Linked DNA regions of Homo sapiens: region 1 is linked to region 2. Evidence: read pairs that join two places in POLR2A ChIA-PET (ENCODE). Cell type or tissue: MCF 10A. All regions are shown on one strand. Each heading gives the region's core, and the rest is flanking DNA. Links, peaks and the distances in the headings are about the cores only. Region 1 overlaps MAST4 (microtubule associated serine/threonine kinase family member 4). Region 2 overlaps MAST4 (microtubule associated serine/threonine kinase family member 4).

Region 1 (12,344 bases), core at 1,634-9,633, 54 kb after region 2:
AGTATTATTGGAGAGAGTCAGATGCAGGAGGATTCTCAGGCTGCTCTGAGCCTGGCTTTAGGGCAGTACCTGTCCAGCCTGAACACTCCAATTCAGACAGCTCACACTGACAGAGAGCCTAGATTCTAAGGAAACCTGAATTCTTCCCAGTAAAATGGGAGAGCATTGGGTGGGCTGTTTCCACCCCAAGTCATGAAACCGTATCTTCAATTTGGCAAAATAGAGAGGGAAGGGGATTTTCTTCTCCCCCTTTTAAGAGTAAAGGTTATGACAGCCTGTTTGTTGCTGGAGATTTTCAGGTTTTGCAGTTTGGAAATAAACATCCCAAAGATCATCTCTACATCCATCGAGTCATTGTCTGTCTCAAAGGGCTAGCATTGCTTTATATTTATTATGTAGATTCAGAAGGCTAGGTATCCTCATCTCCAGGGCAATGTATGTGGCTATTGCATCCTGTTATTATACAGTGATCAATTCTGGCTCCATGTCCTTCCCTAAGGACATGAAACATGTGCTTACATTGTGACTTCTACTTTTGAGATGCCCCTTAACTGTTCTAAATCCTGTTTCCTTTTCCAAGTCTAATGCTGTACCTTACCGGGCTGAGTAGTTTTTCTCCTTTCCAAAGGACCTTTCTGTTCGCAAGTTGTTCTGTTTTGCCATCCTCGATAAGGGTGTCCCCAGTGTCCAGGTGAGGACACCTTGCTGTCATCATCAGTCAGATATGCCTTAACCCTTGAGATATCTCTCATTCCCAAACTTAGTTCCTCTCCTGCACACTTGCTGACTTGTGTGACAGATTGTTCATTTTGAATATTTTATCCCATCTGTTTGTTCTGATTAACATTGTAATCTGGAGGACTTTATCTTAGCTTTTTCTTTAATATCAGCTTCTTGCATCTATCAAAGTAAAATTCAGCTTTGAGCCTATGAATGAGCATCTTAGAACTCATAAGGATAGAATGTTTGTCACACTTAAACGAGAGCTTGAATGGTTTCAGACTCTTACCTTAAACCTTTATTATGGTAGAAATTGTCATCATGGAAACTTTTGGTTTGCTACATTACGTTTGCCTTATAGTTCAATGTGATGCTGGTTTGTTAGTTTGTACTCTCAGAGAAAAATATTGAAGGTTTTTCTTAAAACCTACAGCCCTACTTGTGCCTGTAACTCTTGGGGTTCCTGAGGAAAGAAGCCTACAGACATACTCTCAGGCCTAGATTCTCAAAGATGACACAGTACTGATGAACTGAAAGACTCTGTCCCTTGTGCTACGTCCCAAGGACAGTATATTATGCCCTTCATTCTCTTTTGTCTTGACCATGGCAGACATGAGATTGTTGGGATGCACACTGGCTTTTGTCTACTCTGTTGCTGTATAGCTTACATGTTCCATTGGAAATAGTTCCTTCTATATAACTGGCTTTGTCCTCCTCTCCCTTCCCCTCATTTCCTCAAGGTAGTCTCAGTACAGCCATTCACCTGCTGCTTTGAGGGACAGAAACCTAGGCATAAATGAAGAGACTTTATACGAAAACTTGTTGCTTTAGACTGAAGTAATGATTGCATGTTTCAGAGATTTTCAGTTTCATAGGTCTGTGGCTATTCCATTCATTGAGGATCCTCTCACAACTCAGAATGGAAATTAGTTGGCCTGCATTCATGTCACTGCTTATGTTTATAGCATCTTTTCTTTGCCCATTGGATGAAAAACTTTTGGGGGAAACGAATCAAGCTTCTCTTTTAATTATATCTGCTCTCTGTCACACCTTAAGGAAAGGGCTACAATTGATTTCTAAATGTTGCTGCTAAGTTTTGAGTTGGGCCTTTAGTTTTGCTGAAGTGCAGTCTTGAGAATCCAGAAGATGCTTGTGTTTTAACCTTAATGTTTAGAAATCTGTCATGTTTTCATTTTGCTTAATGATAATCTTTCAACCTTGATGATGCCTAAATCAATAAAACCATTTTCCACGCCGATGGGTAGTTTGTGACTCAGTTCATCACTTTGAGCAAGTTTCCAAATGTCTTTTTCTGAGAACCAAAAAAGAAGTTTTTGGGGTTTTTATTTTGGTAGTTGTTTTTTGCAGAATTCACATTACTCAGTAATTGCTATGAACAGCAGGTACCTTCAGGGATCTTAAACTAAATCCTGTAGTTGTCAGGATGTATTGAATTTTTTATGCATTCGGCATCTTCCCTTCAGATACATCTGTAGTGTTTGATGAGTTTTTCCTTTGTTTTGCTCATGAATATATGTCATGACTATGAGAACTATAGAGAATCCTCTTCCCTCTTGCCCTGGTATTCCAGGTGTTAGTAAACCTGTACTCACCCCTTTTACCCAAATCCCAATTAACTCCACATTTATTAAGCACCTATTGTGTACCTGGGCACTGTGACCCAATTTTGAAAGCTGTAGGCATGCTTTCAATGAAGACAAGTAAATGAATCATTGCAAACCAGGACAATCAAGAAGTATTTACAAGGTACATATAAGCCATAGGAGCTCACATATAAGCTCAGTGAGTAAGAGAGAATTTGGTCTCAGGGAACCAGAAGAGACACCACATAGAAAAGGTTTTGAAAGATATTTGCTGTTGACGAAAGTGAAGAACAGAGCCTTTCCAAGGGGCAGGATAAATGGTGTGTACAAAGGCCTGGTGACCTTGGCAACACAGAGTTCCAGGAACTAGACATGGCTTAGTATTGCTGAAGCAGAGAGTTGGAAGGGGCAGTACTGCACAGTGGTTAAGAGGGTCGTTCTGAAGCCCATTTACCTGGGTTAACATCTTGACTGTATGAGATTGGTTATGTTAACTTTGGACTTCACTTGCTCCGTCTATAAAATAGGGATAAGTATTTATCTTATAGGATTGTTGTAAAGATTAAAATGCATTCATATGTGTAAAATGCTTAATGAAATGACTGGCATGTAAAAATTCTCAATAAATTTTAGCTGTTAATATTACTGCTGTCATTACAAATGAAGATGAGTAGTGGGTGGTGAAGCTGCGGAGGAGAGCTGAGGCGCTTGGCATATGAGGGAGTTTGGTTTTGATCCTGTGCTGGGAAGACATGTCTAGCCACACTGGGGTTTAGGTCTGGGAGTGGGGGTGAGACCTGCAAGCCAGTTAATAAGTTCTTGGGGTAGTCTGTTTAAAAGATTTTGCAGGGCTAGATAAAGAATGAAGTGAGATTGTGCCTTTGAGAGATATGAAGGATATGACGTTGATAGAAGTTGATGAGCCATTGACTCTGAGAGAAGAAGAAATATTCCATGATGGCCCTGGGGTTTTTGACTCCAGGAACCAGGAAGAGGGAGGAACCACCTGTACTTATGAGAGTGAGGCGGGGAAAACACAAGAACCTATATTATACTTGCCCCTTTTTTCCCCTAAAGCTCAGTTATTCACATTTATTGAAGATCTGTTGTGCACTGAATACCACGGGATATTTATTCCTTCATTCAGCCAGTATCCCAAACGTGTATCCCATGCTGGTCAAGGGACACAGTGATAAATGAGATAGATGAGTACTTAGGCCTCACCAATAAACAAGTATCCAACTAAGTCAATTGCCAATGTGGTCAGTATTCCAATGGCTGTAAGCAAGAGCCGAGATGAGAACATAACCCTGTGGGGTGATGATGGGAGTTACTTCAGATAACGTGGTCAGGGAAGGTCTTTCGAGAAGGTAATATTTAAGGGAGCCCTCAAGGATGAGAAAGAGCCATCATGGGAGGAGTTTGGGGACAGGCATCTGGGAACATCGAAGGCACTGAGACTGGAAAGAAAGAGCCCCCTAGGCAGGCAGCTGAGTACATAAATCCAGGGCACTCAGGCAGGCTGTGCCAAAATAATAAACACGGGACTTACTATTAAGACCATCTGAGAAATACATCAGATTAATACATGGGAGAATTAAAGATACCCCGCTTAAGGAGTGGGCAGAAATGCAGCGAGGTACAGGAAAGGAGACTTAGTCGGAAAAAGTCCCCTATAAAGGGAGGGGACCAGGAGGGTGCTGTCCTGGAAATCCCAGGAGGAAAATGGTCAACACCCCCAGCACTCCACAGAGAGTTGAAGTGAAGGTGTGTGTTGCATCTGGCAACTGGAAACTCATGGATGACTTGAGCATGAACAGGTGCCCCAGGGTGGGGGTGTCATAACCCAGGAGAGAGTGAAGCAAGGACTTGGAGAACAGGGGTGGTGGCCACTCTCTGTGGGCAGCTAAATACAGCAGCAGCGCAGCTATGATGGCCTTGCCTCTGCACATTCGTGGCTGGCCCGTCAGCCCTCCTCCCTGAATCATATCCCCTTACTCACTGTTGCTCACTTTGTTGTCTGCTTCATTGCCCAAATTGGCAATGACAGTTTCCTTTTCACCTCCCTCTGGAAGCTCAAATTTCTTCCGTAGCCTTATGACTGTTCCTTTGTGACATGTTTAGGTTTGGAGTTTCTCTTACTGTAAAGCCCTGACCGAGCGTCTCTGGCTCCCACACACCACCTCTTGCTCTCCTCCTGAGGCCCTGGTACCCCAGCCCCTCCCCTGCAGCCTAGTCCACAGGAGACTGAAGCCTGGCCCCACTTGTTGCTCCTCTCCTCCTCTCCACGCCTGACCTGCAGGCTCTGCCCCTCCCTGAGTCCCTGAGCCCATTTCCTCCCACTCCTTGCTTTGCCCAGGCCTGTTTCGTAGTTGCTTCCTTTCATCCTTGTACTTTCTTTATGCTCTTGACTGTGTCTTCTGCAGGCAGGACAGACTTACAAATCATGCAGGGCTTGCCCCTTCAGTCCTTCTGTCATTTCTAGTTAGCTCTCACGTTGCTAATATTCCATGACGCCGTCCAGTAACCTGGGCTGCCCTTGCTCCTGACCGCCTCTCCCCCAGCCTGGTCAGGGATACCCCTAGAGCAGAGGAGAAAACTGAGCTCCAAGCCCAGAGCTTCCAGCAGCTGAGTGGCTCCTGTTGAGAGCCTGGCTGTCCCAACTGTGGCAGCATTCGCAGATTCTGGGCATCTAAGGCTTACCAGATACAAAGGATGGAAGCAGAAATATGCACAGTTCAAAAATGTTGCTTTTAGCTTCTAGTGTGAAACTTACAGTAGGAGATCACAGACTGTTTTGCCCCTGGAATATGTAGGTCTTTTGTGAGACAAGGGGGAGGGAGGAAGCGAGGAAAGAGTGAGAGAGAAGGGAGAGAGAAATGTGTGAGAGTGCAAAAAGTAGATTTCAAAAGAAATTCATTAAAAATAAAACATAAGAATTATGGAGCATATGCTGCATGGGGAGGCATGGTCTATTCACTGCTATTGTGTGTGTGTGAGAGAGAGTGTGTTTCTGTGTGTGTCTTCACTCAAGGCAGTGGTGGGAGTAGTATATTGATAAGTGCACAGTGATGGGTAGAACATTATATTCTCTAATGGTTTTGCTTGCTTCTCTTTACACATCTATCCTGTTATCAGAAGCTCAAGTAATACCTTTAAACAGGAATCGTAAGCTTCAAGATAGAGACCATTTGCCTTCTGGGTTAAAGATTGACAGGTGTTGGGGTCAAGGAATCATTTGAATTCCTGTGTGGAGATGGCCCATAGAAGAGGAAGCTTGGAATAGGACTCTATCTGAATAATTTGGGAAAGTCCTTCTTCCGTTGGTTGAAATGGAAATAGCTGGTGTCTCACACAGATGGAAACTGGAGGCCCTGGACCCCAGCCTCACCCTCCATACACACCCATCTCTAGTGTGAGTAAGCATGTTATGTTAATCTGAGCTGTCTTCACTACCTGTAACTAGTCATTTGGGAGTGACATCATGGTAACTGAGTAATCCTTTTGAAACTTACATAGTAGAGCCAAGATATTAAAATGGTCCTGGGGCTACCTAGATGAAAGTAGATACAAAGTGTGCATAAAATTGTCTACTAAAAGTAGAGTCAGTCTCTATCAGTAGGAACTTGGTTTTTGTGATAATGTGGTACATTTTGTAACTAGATAGATCTCAAAAGTTCATACATTGTAGTTCTGGTACTGTCCTTATTTCCAGGCAGATAGAAAAAAAGAAAAGAAAAAAATTCCACTAGGAACTTGGTTGTAAATTCTGAAAATGTTGATCTTAAACCTTATTAATACAATAAAAGGACCTGTGGGAATTTTAGCTACATTAATGTCTATTGGACATGCCTATTTGAGAAGGTAATTATACTAATATCACAACTGACATATCATGGTTTTATTTTAAAGAAAAAAGACCATAGCAGAGAATTTAGGCTTTGATCAGTACTTGAAGGTAAAATAGATTGGTAAGAAGAATAGGCAGTCATTACTGTATATCTCTTATCTGAAGCACCCCATTGCTTACTTTATTATAGAATCCTGGGAATTTTTACATTCTGCTTTGTGGTCCTACATTTATCAGTGACTGATTTTGTCAGAGTTTGGGGGCTCTTAGCAAACTGTAATTGCAGGCAGTAGTACAAGCAAAATGCAGATCTTGACATCTGGTAGGCCAACCACCATTTTTATTCTGAAGTTCTTGAATAAGCTTTTAGCTGTTCAAAGTAAGTACCAGCACCTTGTGCCCCTGGAAAGTTTCTAACCTGACATGGAAGTTCAAGTGGCAGTATCTTTTAGAGGTAGTATATTGGGTTCTGAGTGAAAAACCTAGGTGGAGGGAATGAGAAACTGAAAATGTGAAATTTGCTGAGGTCTCTTAGGGTCATAGAATTAGAAGGGGAAGAAAGCTGATGGATTTACCAGGCCCATTTTGCCACATGAGTATTTGTTGAAGCTATCAAACAAAATAAAAGCTGTAAAGAAGTATGCTTTATTCTATCTAATTTTAAATGTTACAGTGTATGTTTATGTCTCACGCTTTACTGGGTTTCTTCCTTAAGAGTCGTTATTGGAATATTATGTAGTCATTGACAAATTTCTCAGCTATGAAATCTGTAGAAAATCACTGGATCCATAGCTTACATAAAAATCACTTATGCCCCTTTCACATTAATGTTTTCTAAAATGCAATAGGATGGATATATTTAAATTGGGAATTATAATAATTTAAAAAGTATAAGTATAAAATGTTTTACTTTTATAGATGTATGAAGGGGTTGAGGGAAAAAATTATGTTTGGCATGGGAAAAACTGCCAGCTGAATAAAGCACTCGAGGAAATATGGTAAATGAAGCCTTTGTTACTGTAAAACAATAGGCATTAAGTGGCTATTATGTAATGTTATTTCTTATGTCTGATTTGAGTGGCTTGTTGATCTTGGAACTTGAGATATAATTCCTGTAAAAATATTACTTTCACTTGGCTAATCTCAAGACTTTTGATACAAAAATCAAAGACTTTTCCAAATAGATTACCTAGATCAGGAACTAAGTACTGGAGCTACTGAAGCTATGTCAGATTTTTTTTTTTTCCATGTAAGGACTGATTTTATCTACTTAACTATTCCCTATCCTAGTACCCTTCCAGATAAACACAAGTAATTTGCTAACCCAAAAACTGGTTTATTGTAAAATTAACCTAGGCTTGCTCAACCACTGCAAAGGGCAGGCATGTGGCAAAACAATTGATAGGCACATCAGTTGCCTTGGCAAGTTGAATGGATGATTTTAAGTTCGCATTTCCATAGTAGGTCCCTAAGCAGAAGGATTTCTCATCTTTGATGTCAAATGGCCTTAGTGACCAGTGGAGCTAAACAGATGTGGGATAATTTGGGTGCTTTAGGTAATAGTTCTTGTTATGGATTCTGCAAAATAAGCCTCTAAGCGTATGAATCATAATTTCCTATATGTTTTAGGATTTGATGTCTGGGGTTACGTATTTGAACCGTGGAATAAAAGTTGCCGTATTTTTACTGTGTGGCCTGTAAAACTTATTTGTAGCATTCTTTCTCAATAGATGCCTTCTCTCCTGTGAAGTTCAGGCAGGTTAGCCTTTGAAATCAAGGATTTTTAAAGTGAAAAATCAATAGTGACTTTCTTAACATTGGAATCCAGGCTTAAGATCAGAGACCTGCTCTCTTCAGTCCAGTTCTTGGATCTTACTGCTTTTAATGCTATTTTACCAGCATAGCCATGGCCAAAATGCCATTTTAGCAGGTAGACTTCATTTTTCTATAACATTGTGATTATGTATTATTTGATGGCTTCTTGTAGAGGAAGCTCTTTAATCAAGAGCAATTGTGGTTTTTCTTACCTTTTGAGATTTAACCTTACAATTAGTCTACCTTCTCACATCAGATCTAGGGTGATTTAGAGGTCAAAGAGAACAGATACTGAACTGGTTAGCTATTAATATGATACAACTTCTTTATGCCATTTCTCGGATATAGAGACATTCCATGGAATGGGTCCCAGGTTGGAAATCCATGAGGGAAAAGGGTTCTGACTCTTGGCACTGATAAACATATTCAGAAATGTTGTATTCCAGCCAGAGTAAATATATATGCCCTTTATACTTTTTTTCAGTTAGCAGAAGTTACTTCTAAACACTTATTTTGGCATTAAGGAAGCTCGTCATGACCTATTGTTCCAGAAAGATTATAGTCCTCGTTTTAAGCCAGTTCTTTAGTTCCCATGTAAGTGGCATGCCCAGCCTGGAGCTGAAGAAACAACCCCTGCTTTTCAAACCTTCCATTCTTATAGGTGTGTCCAGCAGGCAGTGGCTTGTAGCTGTTCCTTCAGCCACTTAACAGGTTTGATTTCAAAGCTTTTTAATAGAGAAACTAACATGTTTGGAGGGGATTCATGGCCCAACATTTATGGATTTTGTTGGGAAGTCTCAGGTGTGTATTTATCTTAAGTATATGTTAAGGCTATTAGACAAAAGTAATTGTTTGTGCTTTGCTCTGTTTTGTTTTTGCCGTCTAGTCCTAGACTGAATTTCTTAAGATTATCTTAGGGATTGGACTGGGAGGGAGTAGTTCCGAGTCCCGAAGGCTATATATCTCCACTTTCAGTTCCTTTTCTTTGGCTGCCTAAAGAGGAGCACTAAAGAGGAGTCAAGTGATTATAAATTCGGCCAAAAGACAGAGAAACCAAGAGCTGGACGATTAACCTCTGAAACATGGGAAGTTAATTACATTTACAAATACTTGGAGGGGCTATTTATGAGTCATGCATCTCTCTGTGACCCTTTTACTGCTTTGGGAGCTTGTGGATGAGGCTGAATCACTCTCTGAAACCTGATAACCTGATAACCTAGTTTGGCTAAGTTTGGCTTCTGTGAACAGGGTCTGAGGATTTATCACATCACGTCATTTTTTCATTTGTATGCCAAATATTTATTGAGTACCTTTTATGTGACCAGGGCTATGATTATCACCTGGGAAACAAAGATATGTATAGCATGATCCTTTTCTTCAAGTAGCTCAATCTAGTGGGCTTTAGACAGTAATACAAAGAATTAGAGTAACATGCGGTAACTGGTAGATCTGCCAACATCAGCCGAGGAGGAGGGAGGGGGAGGATATCTGTGGAGACAGTTTGATATAGTCTCATTTAATCCTCACAACAATTCTGTGAAGAATATGTTATTATATTTATTATACAGATGAAAAAATTGAGGATTAGAGAAATTACTTAACTGTCCCTAAATCTCACCACTAGTGAGTAGTGAATTTGGATAAAAACTTTACTATCTTATGGCCAAAAGAAATACAGCTCCAACAACATTCTAATTACTGAAAATAATATTTGTAAAGCAAGATTTTAGTACCTTTTTAATTTTATAGGACAGTACCCTCTTGGCAATTCAAAAGATATTTGTAGAATATAGAGCTCTGATAATTTTGATCTTTGGTACAGAAAATGCTGCTGCTGTCTGAGGGAAGAGAGTGAAAAATAGAAGTAGGTTTTACTTTGTTTTAAGATTGCTACCTGCTGATTCTCTTTCCTATTAATGGAAATTGTAAATGTATTCTGCTGTAATTTCCTCATCTTAAAGTATCACAGTTTATGATGGTATTTAAATGGGTTTGTGCTTTTAAATTGAAGCTTTACTTATGGTGTCGCTCTGCACAGCTGCTGTCTTCCAGGCCTTTGAATGATTAACACCCCATGCACTCAGGCTTATTTTCCTGAGCTTTCCCTGTATGTATTATAAAATCCTGCACATTCACATAAGTGTATATGTTATCTACACATTTCAAAATCCATGCCGATCTTGTAATAATGCATATAGTTCATCCCTTAGAAAGGACAAAAATTCTTTCTGATTATGGATGGCAATACAATGGGTATGCCAGAAAATATCTGTTGGGAGATTTTAGAGATGATTTACTTATAGGCTTCTTTCCTTTTAAAAAATGTAATAATTCGTCTTGAAGGTGCTATTGCTAACTGTTTTTAAGGAGGAGATGACTCGATGGCACTCAAATACACCTTTTCCTTTGAGAAAATTGCTGTGTTTAGAGAACGAAAAAGTAACTGCTTTGTAATACATAAAACAATTGCATAAGAATAGACTATAAATAATCTACAACACACAAAGGACACAAATATTGTGTCCAGAATTCTCTAAACCACACACACACAGAAAAACTTTACTGGCCATCTCTTAGCTTTTGGTGATACAATATGTGAGCTGTTTTTGAGGAATAGCTGCCCCTACCTAAGGACGGAATGAAAGAAGTCTTCCCTTTAGGAACTTTGTTAAGGGTTAAAGAAAGTGTGTCTTATTACTATTAACCTAGGCCTAAGAGTTACTCAGATGTGTACTGACACAGGGTTTACCACTTGTATCAGGCAACTAGGTGTTAGTTTTGTTTTGTTGAGACAAGTTTATTGAGATACAATTTACACATGGTAAAATCATCCTTTTTCAGGTATGTAGTTCAATAAGTTTTAACAAAGTTATGTAGCTAACATACAAGGAAAGATATAGAGTATTTCTTTCTTTCTTTTTTCTTTTCTTTTTTTTTTTTTTTTGAGACAGACTCTCACCCTGTCACCCAGGCTGGAGTGCAATGGTGTGATCTCAGCTCAGTGCAACCTCTGCCTCCCAGGTTCAAGTGATTCGCCTGCCTCGGCCTCCCGAGTAGCTTACAGGTGTGCGCCACTATGCCCAGCTAATTTTCGTGTTTTTAGTAGAGACGGGGTTTCTTCATGTTGGTCAGGCTGATCTGGAACTCCTAACCTTGTGATCCGGCCACCTCGGCCTCCCAAAGTGCAGGGATTGCAGGCGTGAACCACCGCACCCGGCCAAGTATTTCTATTACCTCAAAAAATTTTACATAGATTGAGCAGTTTGATAATGCTAATATATGATTAGAATAAGACATTTTGTTTTGCTCTCCTTTCCTATTTTACAACTAAGCTTTACATTTTACTAATATTTCACAATTTTTTCCTAATATCCTTTTTCTATTCCATCTAGGATACTATGGTACACTGTGTCATCCTCTTTAAAAATCATTTTTATGAGGAAATGATTAACACATAGTTAGATTACATGGTGATATTGTCAAGTGAAGTACCAGAAAAATGCATCAGAATGGGATACTTGAAAGATAAGCAAACTAAATTGTGTGGTCTACTGTTAATATGTAATAGCTCGTTTGGACAGACACAGTTGCTTATGCCTGTAATTCCAGCACTTTTGAGAGGCAGGAGGGTCATTTGAGCCCTGGAGTTCAAGACCAGCCTAGGCAATTTAGGGAGAGCATTGTCTCCATAAAAAATTTTAAACATTCGTGCCTGTGGTCCCAGCTACTCTGGAGACTGAGGCAGGAGGATTGCTTGAGCCCGAGAGGTCGCAGCTGCAGTGAGCAATGGTCGTCCCACTGTACTTCAGCCTGGGCAACAGAACAAGACCCTGTCTCAAAAAAAAAAGTCCCTTTGATACTACATAGATGAAAAACTTGTAAGAAACCAGATAAACAGATTTGACTAGCAGGAAATTGTTAAAAATAATTTGGGGGTGTTTATTGGGGAAGGAAACAGGGCCTTGACAGTGGAGGACTTGGAAGACATGTAATTTAAGATATAGAGTATGATTGTTGGAAAATAAGCATGGAGATCCAGAAGGAATCTTAAGAGTTTTTCTATGCAAGTGAAGATGGAAGAAAATATGTATTTTACAAAAGATAAATTACAAGTACCTTATTTGCTTTGCAAAATAACTTATCATGTTCTTCCACTATTTTTATTATATTTTAATTTTAATGAAACTTATATAACATTTACACTAAATTTTAAATACATGGCTCAAGACAAAAAAATGGGGAAAATATTTTTTAAAAAATCACCCCAAATCCTGGTACTCAGACATAACCACTATTACAAACTTGGCAGAGTAATATTTTTCCTGTCTGCATGTGTGCACACATGTGTGCATGCA
Region 2 (12,344 bases), core at 1,949-9,948:
AGAAGGATGAGAGAGAGACAGATGAGGAAGAGAGGAAGATGTTTCCACCCTGATCTTTTCTCATAATGCCTCTGTAGGCCAAAGTCATGTCTTAGTAATTTTGCTTCTTTAATGCCTTGCCCACAGTGAACACTTAAGATATGTTCTTCAGTGAATGAACACATACAGATAGCCTCATATTTCCTGCTCTTTGAAGTGGTAGAGAGTCCTTAGAAGCCATTAGCCAGCTTCTTATAAAGACCTGCTTGAAAAAATGAACTCCAGTTATTAAAAGATGCCACCAAAATTATATCTGTTTCTTACCTCCTCATCATATAGAACATAAATCTGATCCCCTCCCCCGCCATTAACTTTTATTCTACTCTCCCTGCTTCGCCAAATGATACAATCCTTGAGACCCAAACTTGCATATGGTTCATCTTTGCATCCCTGATAATGCCATGCATTGTATAATTCTCACTAAAGATTTGTTCAATGACTTCATCACACACACGGCCTTTCTGATGTGCATTGAATGAGCCTGCCTTGTTCCACCGTCAGAGACTTTACAATCGCTGCTCCCTTTGCCTGCAGCACTCTTTCCCCGACTCTCATGACCTGGCAATTTTCATCCTGCAGATGAAGCTTGCCCATCATCTCATCTTCCCAGCCCGATCTAAAGATACTGTCTGTTCCCTGACCCACTGCCCATCATCCTGTGATGGGAGTACCTGTCATTATCAGAAATGACCTTATGTGTGTCTTTATTTATTTTCCCTGATAAATGGAGACTCTATAGATGTACCTTTCTGTCTCATCCACTGCTGTATCACCACACCTAGAACAGGGGCTGCTGAATAAAAGTGTATTAAATGAACGATATGAGCTGTTGAGACAATGACAATGTTAATAACTTCATCTAACCTTTGCTGGCTTATGTGAGTGGTTAGAGAGCACATACACATTCACCTTCTTTGAAAGTTTTCCTCAACCATGCACACTTTTTAAGAATATATAAATAATTGAACATTCAGGGAACACGATTGCCCTAAGATTTTGTGTGTTCCTTATGGATACCTTGGATCTAGAAAGGAAAGAGGTGAGAAAATATTGCATTGGGGAGATCTGTCCCTTGAATTTCATCTGAGAAATCAAAACTCGTACGTTTAAATCCTGTCTGCCCAGGTGCCTCAGACACATACAACTGGCTTTACTCTTATGTCAGCCTATTTAACTGTGCCCTCAAAATAAGCAGTGGTGAAGCTTATTTTGTATGTAGTTTGGATCATATTGCTTTTAAGAATTCCATATCTAGGTTGCTGTTCCTGTATGGCATGGAGACCCTGATAATTAGGTTTCTGTAACTTAGAGACAGTCTGAGGCTCTGTCTATAAAAAGCCATTCCTCCTGAAAACGGGACAGAAGTATATACATACACTAAAGTAATATTCCCCGAGAAGAAATGTGGCATGAGAAGCAAAACAGTTCGAGTGCTCCTCCCTTGCCCCATTTAAGTGCAATGAAATCAGAATCGACATGTTAAAACTAGTCAGTGATGCCGAGGGTCCTGCAGAAATTGACCCTTGTCTCTAGAGCAAGATTTCTAGAATAGCACTTTTGATTTGGGGCTGGATAATTCTTTGTTGTGGGGCAATATCTGTGTGCTATAGGATGTTCAGCGGCATCCCTGGCCTCTACTCACTATATGCCAATAGCAGCAACCCCCTTATTCCCTGCTGCAAAGGGTAAAACCAAAAATGTCTTCAGACATTGCAAAACCTGGTTGAGAACCACTACTCTAGAGAATGCATAGAAGAGATCTAGCCTTAAACCATTCCTCTGGGTTTGTTTAAACCCCATATTTCCACCATTAATGCAGCAGTGGTAGGGAAGACTCCTTAACTTCCACCTTGTCATATATATATGTCTTCTCAGTCATATCGAAGTACTGTGGTTTAAACCAATGTCCCCCCACAACCCACCCACCTCTACTGATAAAAATATATCACACTACTCTAGTGTAGCCTTAGGTTCCTCTTCTGCACACACATGTATACAGCTAGTCCATGATGTATGCCTTCCAGCCGGCAAAGGTCTTTTCTGGGTCTTCATGTGGTATCTGAACATGTCCCAATTCTCCATTTTCTTAAGACCACTCTTTGAGGTCATTGCTCTGACACTGTTTAGTTATGTAACACTGTGGTGAGCTACAATTATTTAAACAATGAAAAATCTCCTGAATTGGTGGTTTCTGCAATATAGGGAGGGTCATTCATTCATTTTCAGCACATATTTATTGAATATTTATGTGGGCTGCTCTTGGCACTGGGATTAAACAGCTATAAACAACACACAACACACTTGCCTTCTTGGAGCCTACACTCTGATAGGGGAAGACAGACAATAAATAAATATATGTTAGGTGAAAAATACATCAAGATGAGAAGAAAGCCTGGGCGTGGTGTCTCACACATGTGATCCCAGCACTTTGGGAGGCTGAGGCGGGAGGATCACATGAGCCCAGGAGTTCAAGACAACCCTGGCCAACATGGTGAGACCCCATCTCTACTGAAAATATAAAAATTAGCTGCGTGTGATGACATGTGCCTGTAGTTCCAGCTACTCAGGAGACTGAGATAGGAGAATCGCTTGAACCCTGGAGATGGAGGTTGCAGTGAGCCGAGATCACGCTACTGCACTCCAGCCTGGGCAACAGAGCAAGACTCTGTCTCAAAAAAAAAAGGGAGAAAGGCCAGATATACTGGCTTATGCCTGTAATCCTAGCACTTTGAGAGGCCGAGGTGGGTGGATCACTTGAGTCCAGGAGTTTGAGACCAGCCTGGGCAACATAGTGAAACCCATCTCTACAAAAAATACACACACAAAAATTAGCTGGGCATGGTGGAATGTGTCTGTGGTCCCAGTTGCTCAGGAGGCTGAGATGAGAGGATTGTTTGAATCCAGGAGGTGGAGGCAGAGGTTGCAGTGAGCCGTAATAGTGCCATTGGACTCCAGCCTGGGCGACAGAGTGAAACCTTGTCTCAGAAAAAAAAAAAAAAAGAAACACTAGATGAGGGAGCCTTGTGTTTTCAAATAGGGTCAAGCAAGATGTAAAGGAAGTTCAGGAGCAGGATGTTTGGACATGTCAGGGGAGAAGAGTTCTAGGCAGTGGGAACTGTAAGTGCAAAGGGCAAGAGGCAGGAGTGTGCTTGGTATATGTGAAGGGTAGTGAGGAGTGTCAGGGAGGGAGCTGTAGAAGAGGGGATGTGGAGGTGTGGTATGAACATACCATATGGAGCTTTAGAGGCCTGGTGAGACTCTTCTTCAATTTTTTATAAGACAAAATTTCAAACATACACTGAAGTACAGAGAATAGTATAATGAACCCCTTATTTGCCTATTACCCAAGTTTAATAAATAGTAACCAAAGCCACTTTAATTTTATATACTCTTACTCTCCCTCCCCAGATCATTTGGAAGCAAACTCTATATGTATTACTTCATATGTAAATATTTTTGTATGTGTCTATGAAAGGGAATTAAAGGTGATCATGGTCCAATATTATACTTTAAAATGATTGGCTAGTTTTATCAGATATCCAAACCATGTGTGTATATATATGCACACAAGTATATACATATACTCAATATATATTTCAGGCTGAAGTGTGTACATACACAATATCATGCTGATTATTTCCTAAATGCCTGATTATGTGTGTGTTTGTTTATAGTTTTATTAGTTTGATATCAGGACCCATTAAAAAGTTCATATATTACAATTAGTTGATATGTCTTTTAAGGTTTTTTTTTTTGTTTGTTTGTTTGTTTTTTGGTAAAGACAGGGTCTTGCTATGTTGTCCATGCTGGTCTCGAGCTCCTGGCCTTAAGTAATCCTCCCACCTCAGCCTCCCAACATGCTGGAATTACAGGCATGAGCCACTGTGCCTGGCCTTCTTTTAAACTTTGGGTTCCCTTTCCATCTTCCCCCTCCCCCATTAAAATTTTAAGAAACCAGGTCATTTGTTCTGACTTTCGTATCTAGCTTTTGCTGATCACGTCTCTGTGATATTGTTTAACACATTCCCTTGTCTCTAACCTGTAACTTGATATTTCGATGTAGAGGCTTAGTTGTATCCAGGGGTGCTGGAGTCTTTTTGGTAAGACTACTTCATGTGTGTTGTCTTGAGAAGTTCACAACGTCCAGGGTTTCTCTCTTTGTGATGTCAGCAGTCACTGATGATCATGGCTTAGATTCCCTGGGGTTCTTTAGAGTCTACAAAATTTTGATATTTTACGACCGCAGTTCCCCCTTTATTCACCAATTGGAATGCATCTATAAAGTGAATGATTTCCCCATCTGTGAGGTGTAACTCATAGGGAATGCAGGGGATGTGCTTGATTCTTCCCCTGTATCAGTTTTCAAGATTACTGCAGCAGTTCTCTAGCATCCCCTCAAGGTGACGTAATTTTCTCTTCTTGAACTCGTGACTTTAAACATTTGATGTGTTGTAATACATTACCATTGTTGTTCCTATTGATGCTTGATTATCCCATATGGGGCCAAATGTCCTAAATTTGTGGCTTTTACTCACAGGGAAGCTGTTGGAGGATTTTGAACAGAAGAGTGACACATTCTGAAAGAGATCACTCTGGAGTTTATGTGGTCACCAAGGTGTAGAGGGTACCAGGGAGGAAGTAGACCATTTAGGAATAATCTAGCCAAGATACAATGTATTTTGGGTCAATGTATTTTGACATTAGGTGGAAAGAATGGTGGCATTCTGGATATTTTACATTGAAAGGAGGCTTATTTTGGAGTTTTGGAGGGCAGGATGGTGAGTTTTCTTTTGGGTATGTTAAATTAGGGGTAGTAAAAGGAAACTGAAGTGAAAATGTATTGTAGTCCATTGGCTATATGGAACTGAAGTTTACTTCAGAAGATCTGTGTGTAGAAGGCTATTGAATAATATTCTAATGTGTTTCCTGAGATGAAGGTCTACTTTAAAAGTTAAAGAATTTGTGGATTTCGCTTTATTTTTTGTTATAGGGTGGTAACTGATTTTTTTCTTTTCTTTGTTTATCATAATCTGGCTGTGACACCCATGCTTTCGAACTTTCCCCGACCAACTTTCCTAAGGAAAGTTGAGGCCTCTTTTTTGTGTTCCATTATATCTTGTTTGTTTGTTTGAGATGGAGTCTTGCTGTGTTGCCCAGGCTGGTCTCAAAACTGCTGGACTCAAACCGTCTTCCCGCCTCAACCTTCTGAGTAGCTGGGATCCATTATATCTTTTTAGTATTTCCTTTTGTGATGCTTTTTTCTACTAAATTACAATTACTTTTTACATCTCTAGCTGCCTCTCTGTGGAGTCAGTGACTATATTTCAAGTATGGATTTGTTACCTCCAAAGGATAAGAGGATTGGTTGGTTCTGTGAGCTCACACTGAGAGATAAGCTGGTACCTAGTTAACAATGGGCATTAACAAATGCCCCAGAGCAAGTTGATAGTTAAGGATGTAGAAAAGAGTTCTGAGAGTATCCTATAAACCTCCACTGGCCCATATGCACCTTTGTGGAGTTAGAAACAGGTAGCCCTCCAGAAGGGCACAGAGCTGAGGGAGACTTCGTGAAAATGAGAAAAATGGAGTGGAAGCAGCCCAGAGCCAGGTGCAGGCATAAAACCATGGAAAGCAGACCAGATGTTGGTTCCTACTTCCCTCCTTGCCCAGGGCACAACCTGAACAGCTACCTGTGGCATCCCTGCTTAGGCAGACCTCTGGGATAAGAGTAAATTTACAGACCAGGATCTAATCCTATTATAGCCGCCAACTGTGTGCCCTCAGTTTCTTCATCTGTAAAAAGACAGAGTTTGACTTCATAGCCTTTGAAATATAACTGCTTGAATATACTTGCTATTTTACCGCAGTTTGGCTCTGTCTCTCTCTCTCTCTTTGTGTGTGTGTGTATGTGTGAAAGAGAAAGAGAGAGAGAGAAAGAGAGAGAAAGAGAAAGAGATGCCTTGTAGTACTTGAAAATTAGAATTCTTGATAAAATAAAGCTCTAATTTGTTCTAGTGTTTCTTTTCAACAAACCAGGGGTTGCCAAGTTTTAAAACATTTTAAAATGCATTAGAGGAAGTGAGTCAGTTACGTTCTTCATACACTACAATGGAAGTACACTTAGTTCCAAGTTATGAATGCTGTGAAAAATTAGGTTCTTTTAATAAATACAAGATGAAACTTTCAGGCTTTCAAAATTCATGTTCTTTCTTTCCCTCCTTATTCATATTAGATTGCTTTTGTAAAGTATACAGCACTGCGATCTTAAAAATGAGCTTTTCGAAAATAAAAATCCAAGTGCCTATCTCTTGCATTTCCAGTTGGTAGTTTCCTATCATCGGGTTTGCCTGTTCACACAAGTCTTTGCGGCACAACGGAGTCTGACTTCCCCCAAATTAATGCAGTTAGTTTATTCCTCGTTCTGATGATTGCCATATATAGAGAAAGATCTAATTATTTTTATGTGGCACTATTCCTCATTTATTTCTTGGGGACTATGAGTGATTTAGTTAACTCCACCAAGGGAAGTGTAAGATGAGCCTCCTCAGGGTGGCTGAATTCTATTCGAGAGCATCACAGGGAGGTGGGGAATAGTTGACGTGTGCTGAGATAAACTCTTTTACAAGTATGACACTGTTGCTTTATTTTTTTGCCCCAGTCTGCAGGGTGAAAAGGACTTTTCATTTCACTGAGGTGAAAAGTGGGTCTGTGAGTAGAGCGACTTTCTTTAAAAAAAAAAAAAAAAATCAGAAACCAATTACTTGATATGCAGAGCTGCAAGCCTCGTTCCTTTAACAAAATCAGTGCAGTGTGCACTGCCGTTAACCTGAGGAAAGCAGCTGACATCTCTTGATTACGGCTAGAGGTGGAAGGACCCAAACTTGCAGCCTCCCCCTCCCCCTCGAGAGAGTGTTAGTCCAGTCCTTTAGAGAGGTTCGGTTTGGCTCTCTGTCATCACCGGGACGCTGGCAGGGAGTGTGTGTCATGGTTACAATAGAGTGTGCTAACATATAACAACCATGAAAGCCCAGCGGGAAAGGCTACAGATTCCGGGGCTGACCTTGGAGTAAGTATTGTCTGTCTTTAATATTTTAATGCTTTCTGCATGGCACTCGCTTTCTGGCGACCAATAGCTATTTAGCATTTGTTTGTACTGACAGCCTCAGAGCACTGCAGTGTGAGGTGGAGGAACATGTCTTAAATGCATGGCATTTGGTTTCAGCTAATGTGGACACCCAGACCAGCATTTTGCATTGCAGTCAGAGGAAAAGCATTGCTGCATATTTAAAGTTACTAAACCCCAGTTCTGGAAACATCTTAACAGCTCATTGTGAAAGAATGTATCAGTAGGCCATGGTGTATCTGTCTTTTTCTCCTTCTCTCTTACTGTTTGTTTATCCCTATGTTGCCTTTTTCTAAAGAAAGGCCTCTGTCTGCATTGAATAATAGAAGACATTACAATGGATTAGAGTGCAAGAGAAGGGTTATTTGTGACGTTCATTAGATGTGATCCATGTTTTATCTGTGCAACAGAATATTAATGAACTGTGGTACATTTAGAATCCTCTCTGCAGAATCTCCAGCCACTGCATGCAATGTGTTTACCTAGTTGAGCTGTGTGTTTGCTTAGCTGTTTTTTTTTTTAACCCATTAACTCATCTGACTGCCTTGTGATGTGATGTAGCTACATGAACATGTCCACATCTAATTTGTGGCGCAGAAGTTAGACATCTGTGATGCAGGAAGTGTCAGCAAATTTTTATTTTAAATCTGTTAGTCAAAGATGCAGAAGCTGTGAGTTAGTCTGTGCTGTCACACTTAAAATAATAAACAGTAAAATATAAATCCGGTAGACAAACATAAATATCCCTCTTTCTAACTTACAGCACAGATATAAAATTACATTTCAGTGAATTCTGTACAGTCCCAATAATCTCATACTGGACTGTCTGCAGAAAGAGACTGCAGAATGAGAACTGTGCTTGGTTCTGAGGATTTATTATTCCTCTTGAATTTTGTAGATGCATCATACAAGAGAAATTATTTCCTTAATTAATAAAAGCATGACATTCTGAAGTGAATACTTTTCTAATCAGTCCTTGCTCTAAAATTGTGCCCTGATTTTATACTAATGAGGGACTCACTTACAAAAAGTTAGAGGGCTCTCACAACCTTCTTGCTAGCTGTGACATTCTTCATATTAGAGGTACGAATAGTATTTACCCATTGCCCTAACATTTCTCCCATCTCCACCCCCACCCTAACATTCAACTCTCACCATCTGTGTGGAATATTTTAGTGGCATGCACTCATTCTTCTACTTAACCCTCCTCTCTCTAGCTGGAAATGCATAACTAAGCCATAGCTCTGTGTTTAAAACCCAGGGGCATTAACCTCCCGCTTTGCTTTTGCCTCTGTTTTTTGTTGTGCTGTTTCCTGGTTGTTTTCTTTGGACTTAGTAGATATCATTTCACATTAGGCTTTTTCTTTCTTTCCTCTTCTTCCTTTACTTTTTTTCTTTCTTTTCTCAATCTTGTCTACATTAAGAGGAGACACTTCAAAGTAACTTTTTAAAAATATGAACTCAGCTGTGTCAAACATTCCATTTTATGATTAGAAGGACTGAATTATGCCACGAGTTTTATGACCTTGCCAGCGTCGACACAGGACATAACAGTCAGCTAAACACAGGGGATCTTTGGATGTTGTTTTGGTATCAGGCCACGCCCCCTCCTTCTATCCTCTTATCTTGGTAAATATTACTGTGCATTTAAAATAGGTAATTCTGTTTGCCTAGGGAGCGTGAGAGTGGAATAGAGAATCACTCTTAAATATCATTGTAGTATTAGTATGTGATTTACTTTGAACATTTTGTTTACCTTGAAATGCAAAATTACTCTAAAATGGACATAGCTAACTTTACATTCACTCATGGAGAAAGCTAATTCTGCAGTCTTTGAGTAAATTCAACTTCTAGCCACTGCAGAGGAATGTTATAATGGAAAGTCTTATCACAGATTCTATTAAAAGCAGATTTAATGTATATAAATTTAATTATCTGGGAATCTTACAGTCTTAACTCACACAGCAAATGTGTAGAACAGCTTTTGAATGTTCATCAGACATTACTGTTTTTCTTTCAGAAGAGTTTATTCCATAAGCACTGCAGCTGTGGAGTATTATATGAGCCTATTTTATGCTCTGTAGATGCAATCTAGAATTTTCCATTGGATTTATCAGTAAACACAGGGCAGTTTCTGATTCCTGTTTCAGATATTGAAATCTTAGGTGTGAGACATCAAATATATATTTCAGAAATTAATAAGTTGTTAATTTATACAGAAATTTATGATGCCTAAATAGCCTATGCCTGGCTTTCCAGTTTCTGAGAAAGGTAGATTTTTTTGTTTTTTCTTTTTTCATTGTAAGTATAGAATTGGGTACATAGACACTTCGTAGCACTCATCATGTGTGTTTCCGCATAGAGACTGGGAATGGTGTTAGTGCCTATGCATGCCGATTTTAGGACAGGAAGGAATAGATAAGACTGTACATAGACAAAATGATGGACATATCAGGGGACATTCCTGAGAGCTTTCCAATGAGCTGCTAAGTTAGAGTACAGCATGTTTAAGAGCAGCAGCTTTTGAATATGCTCTGAGTGTATAAGGAAAATAATTCCTTACTAATTACAAGTGCTGGTACCAAATCAGAGAATGGTCTTAGAAGATATAAAACTTTACTCTGTTGAAACATTATATTTTTTAATTAGAGCATTTGAGCAATAATTTAATATTTTAGTTTAAGACAAATACAGCCAAGTCTCAATTATCCATATAATGGGAGACAAGGATGGCATTTAGGATTTGCAAACCATAGTAAGCCCAAATCTGATTTTAGCCATCATTGCCAACCCTCTGTGCCAATGAAGAGCACAACCAGCTTGAATCAACCAAAATGCAGCTCTGTTTCAAGACCTCATTCTCTGAGATAGGAAAACATGATACAGTGTAGAGCCATCGTCCAGCGGAGAGGCAAAATAACATTCTTTAAGAAACTCTCTGCACTAGCCAGGCACGGTGGTGCATGCCCATAGTTCTTGCTACTCAGGATGCTGAGATGGAAAGCTCTCTTGAGCCCAGCAGTTCAAGTTCGGCCTGGGAGGCATATGGAGACACCATCTGTAAAAAAGTAAAAAGGCAGCCATGGTGGCTTACGCCTGTAATCCCAGCACTTCGAGAGGCTGAAGCAGGAGAATCACTTGAGCCCAGGAGTTTGAGATCAGGCTGAGCAACATCTTGAAACCCCATCTCTACAAAAAATACAAAAATTAGCCAGGTATGGTTGTGTGTGCTTATAGTCCTGGCTACTTGGGAGGCCAAGGTGGGAGGATCACTTTGAGCCCAGGAGGTGGAGGCTGCAGTAAGCCACTACACTCCAGCCTGGGTGACTAGAGTGAAACCTTGTCTCAAAAAGAACAACAACAACAACAAAAGACAGGAAAGAAACTCATTGCACTATAGCAGGAGTTTCTATTGCTCACTTCAGTCTTAGAGTTGGGGCAAGAATACCTACAGAATACTTAGCTAATTTTTACTTTGATTTTGCCATGTAAAAATAGTTGGTAACTGACTAGCATCAACTCCATGCTTTAATAGATCTATTAGATCTATTGGTTAAATTGTTGTACTGTATCTAATTTAAGTTTTATCTCCCTAAAAAAAGAGACATGAGGCCAGAAAGAAAAAAGATGAATGAACTCTATTCCAACCACACTGTGATGAATATTTGAGAATTGGCTGGAATAATCATGGTGGTTTGGATGGGTGGGTGGGGAGTGGGGGGTCAGGGATTATAATGGTTCATTGACAGTTGGATTTGAGAAGACCTCTCTGGAAGATAAAATAATATATAACTACATGTAATAATTTTTGAAATTATTTATTTTGAATATATGCATAGGAACACTTTTTATCATTGCCCCTGAGGATTAGATAAAATATTGGGTCTTTGTTATAAGGAAGACTTGTTTTTCCTTGCAAAAGTGCTTAAAAACGCATCTTCCTATGGGGAAATGTTAGTTGCTTTGCTTTGTAAAAACTACGATATTTCACCTAAATTTTTATTTGCATTGTCTTCTTAATCTAGAATAAAATATACTCAATATAAAATGGCACTGGATTTTCTTTGATGCAAAAATCACATGTCAAAGTTATCTGCCAAGTTGCTTTGTGACAAAGAAAAGGCTCAAATAAAAATGGCAGCTGTAGTTTTTAAAATGTAAATTTCAGCAGGAAGCATTTTACTTGTTCTGTATTTTAGAGCTGAAAAGGGCAAGTGATTAGATGATTACCTAGTGGTGTAGATAAGCTTGCCATAGTGATTCTGGCCTAAAGGGAACACAGTCCCTTAACTGAGCTATGCTATTTTTACTGCAATCAATTCTCCCACTTGGAATGACGTTATTTTAACTTTCAGTCTCACTCCCAGGAGCCTGAGTCCAACCCCATCCAGCCCAGGCAGTCCTTGTAGTCCTCTCTTGGCCTTTCACTTTTGGAGGTAAGCATGCTCCAGGGCCTGCCCAGGGCTGCTTTGTCTTTCTGTTGCCCCATTTCCCACCACCAGCATTTGATTACTTCAGACTCTGCAATCCACAATCCACAGGGTGAGGAAACTGGTTGAATTGTTTACTTGGTGACTTACTTGATCACTTACTCTATTTAGCATATTTACTCATATTTCACTTGGTGTCTCTTGACTCATTGTTCAATGTGTGTGTATATGTGACAGTTTTTCATTTTGCTTTCTTAGGGAATGATCTGCACTGAATTCTGTAAGTTTTGATCAATATAAAGATATAATTTATTGGTTTCTAGAAAACATTTCCTAATTCCTATGAGAGTATTATAATACCTGTTGCCTCAAACTATTTTATACACTATTATTTACAGGATAATGTATTTAAATTGTCTAAAGTGTTAATATTTTTTAAATCATTTTTTAGAACTCCAAGGTATATACTCCTACCCCCTCACTCATAGGCTGATTATATTCACTCTTCTCTGTTTGTTAGAGAAATATCCCCAAGGAACTCTTACATTTTAGCATAGTTTGTTATAAGAATACACGATAGAAAATACTGCTACTATAGTATCTATGGTATGTATATTCTAATAGACTTTTCATGAATTCACTATTTATGGATATAGTGAATCTTCCTGTATCTAATCGGAAGACACACATAGTGTACCCAGCGTCCCTTTCCCCTTTTTAAAAATCCTAATCCTATGGGGCTGGGCACGGTG

What was found. ChIA-PET counts read pairs that join two places held together with the same protein. Peaks named below come from ENCODE experiments on the same cell type or tissue, not always from the same donor. Only the 100,000 strongest peaks of a DNase experiment are listed, where the experiment ranks them.
Region 1: POLR2A ChIA-PET joins it to region 2 with 31 read pairs; 4 of 35 experiments call an interaction of 5 or more read pairs at or near these places.

The regions. Positions count from the first base shown.
Region 1 is chr5:67,006,689-67,019,032 of GRCh38, forward strand. The region is part of intron 4 of MAST4 (microtubule associated serine/threonine kinase family member 4); the gene reads left to right. Among named protein-coding and RNA genes, the nearest start is that of MAST4-AS1, 8.7 kb to the left of the region's middle. RefSeq lists a silencer at 8,333-8,627. In MCF 10A, for the core only: no CTCF peak of the experiment used is centred there; DNase peaks (open chromatin) are centred at 4,273, 4,643, 5,773, 8,483 and 1 weaker place.
Region 2 is chr5:66,952,190-66,964,533 of GRCh38, forward strand. All of the region lies in intron 4 of MAST4 (microtubule associated serine/threonine kinase family member 4), which reads left to right. Among named protein-coding and RNA genes, the nearest start is that of MAST4-AS1, 46 kb to the right of the region's middle. In MCF 10A, for the core only: no CTCF peak of the experiment used is centred there; DNase peaks (open chromatin) are centred at 6,602 and 6,972.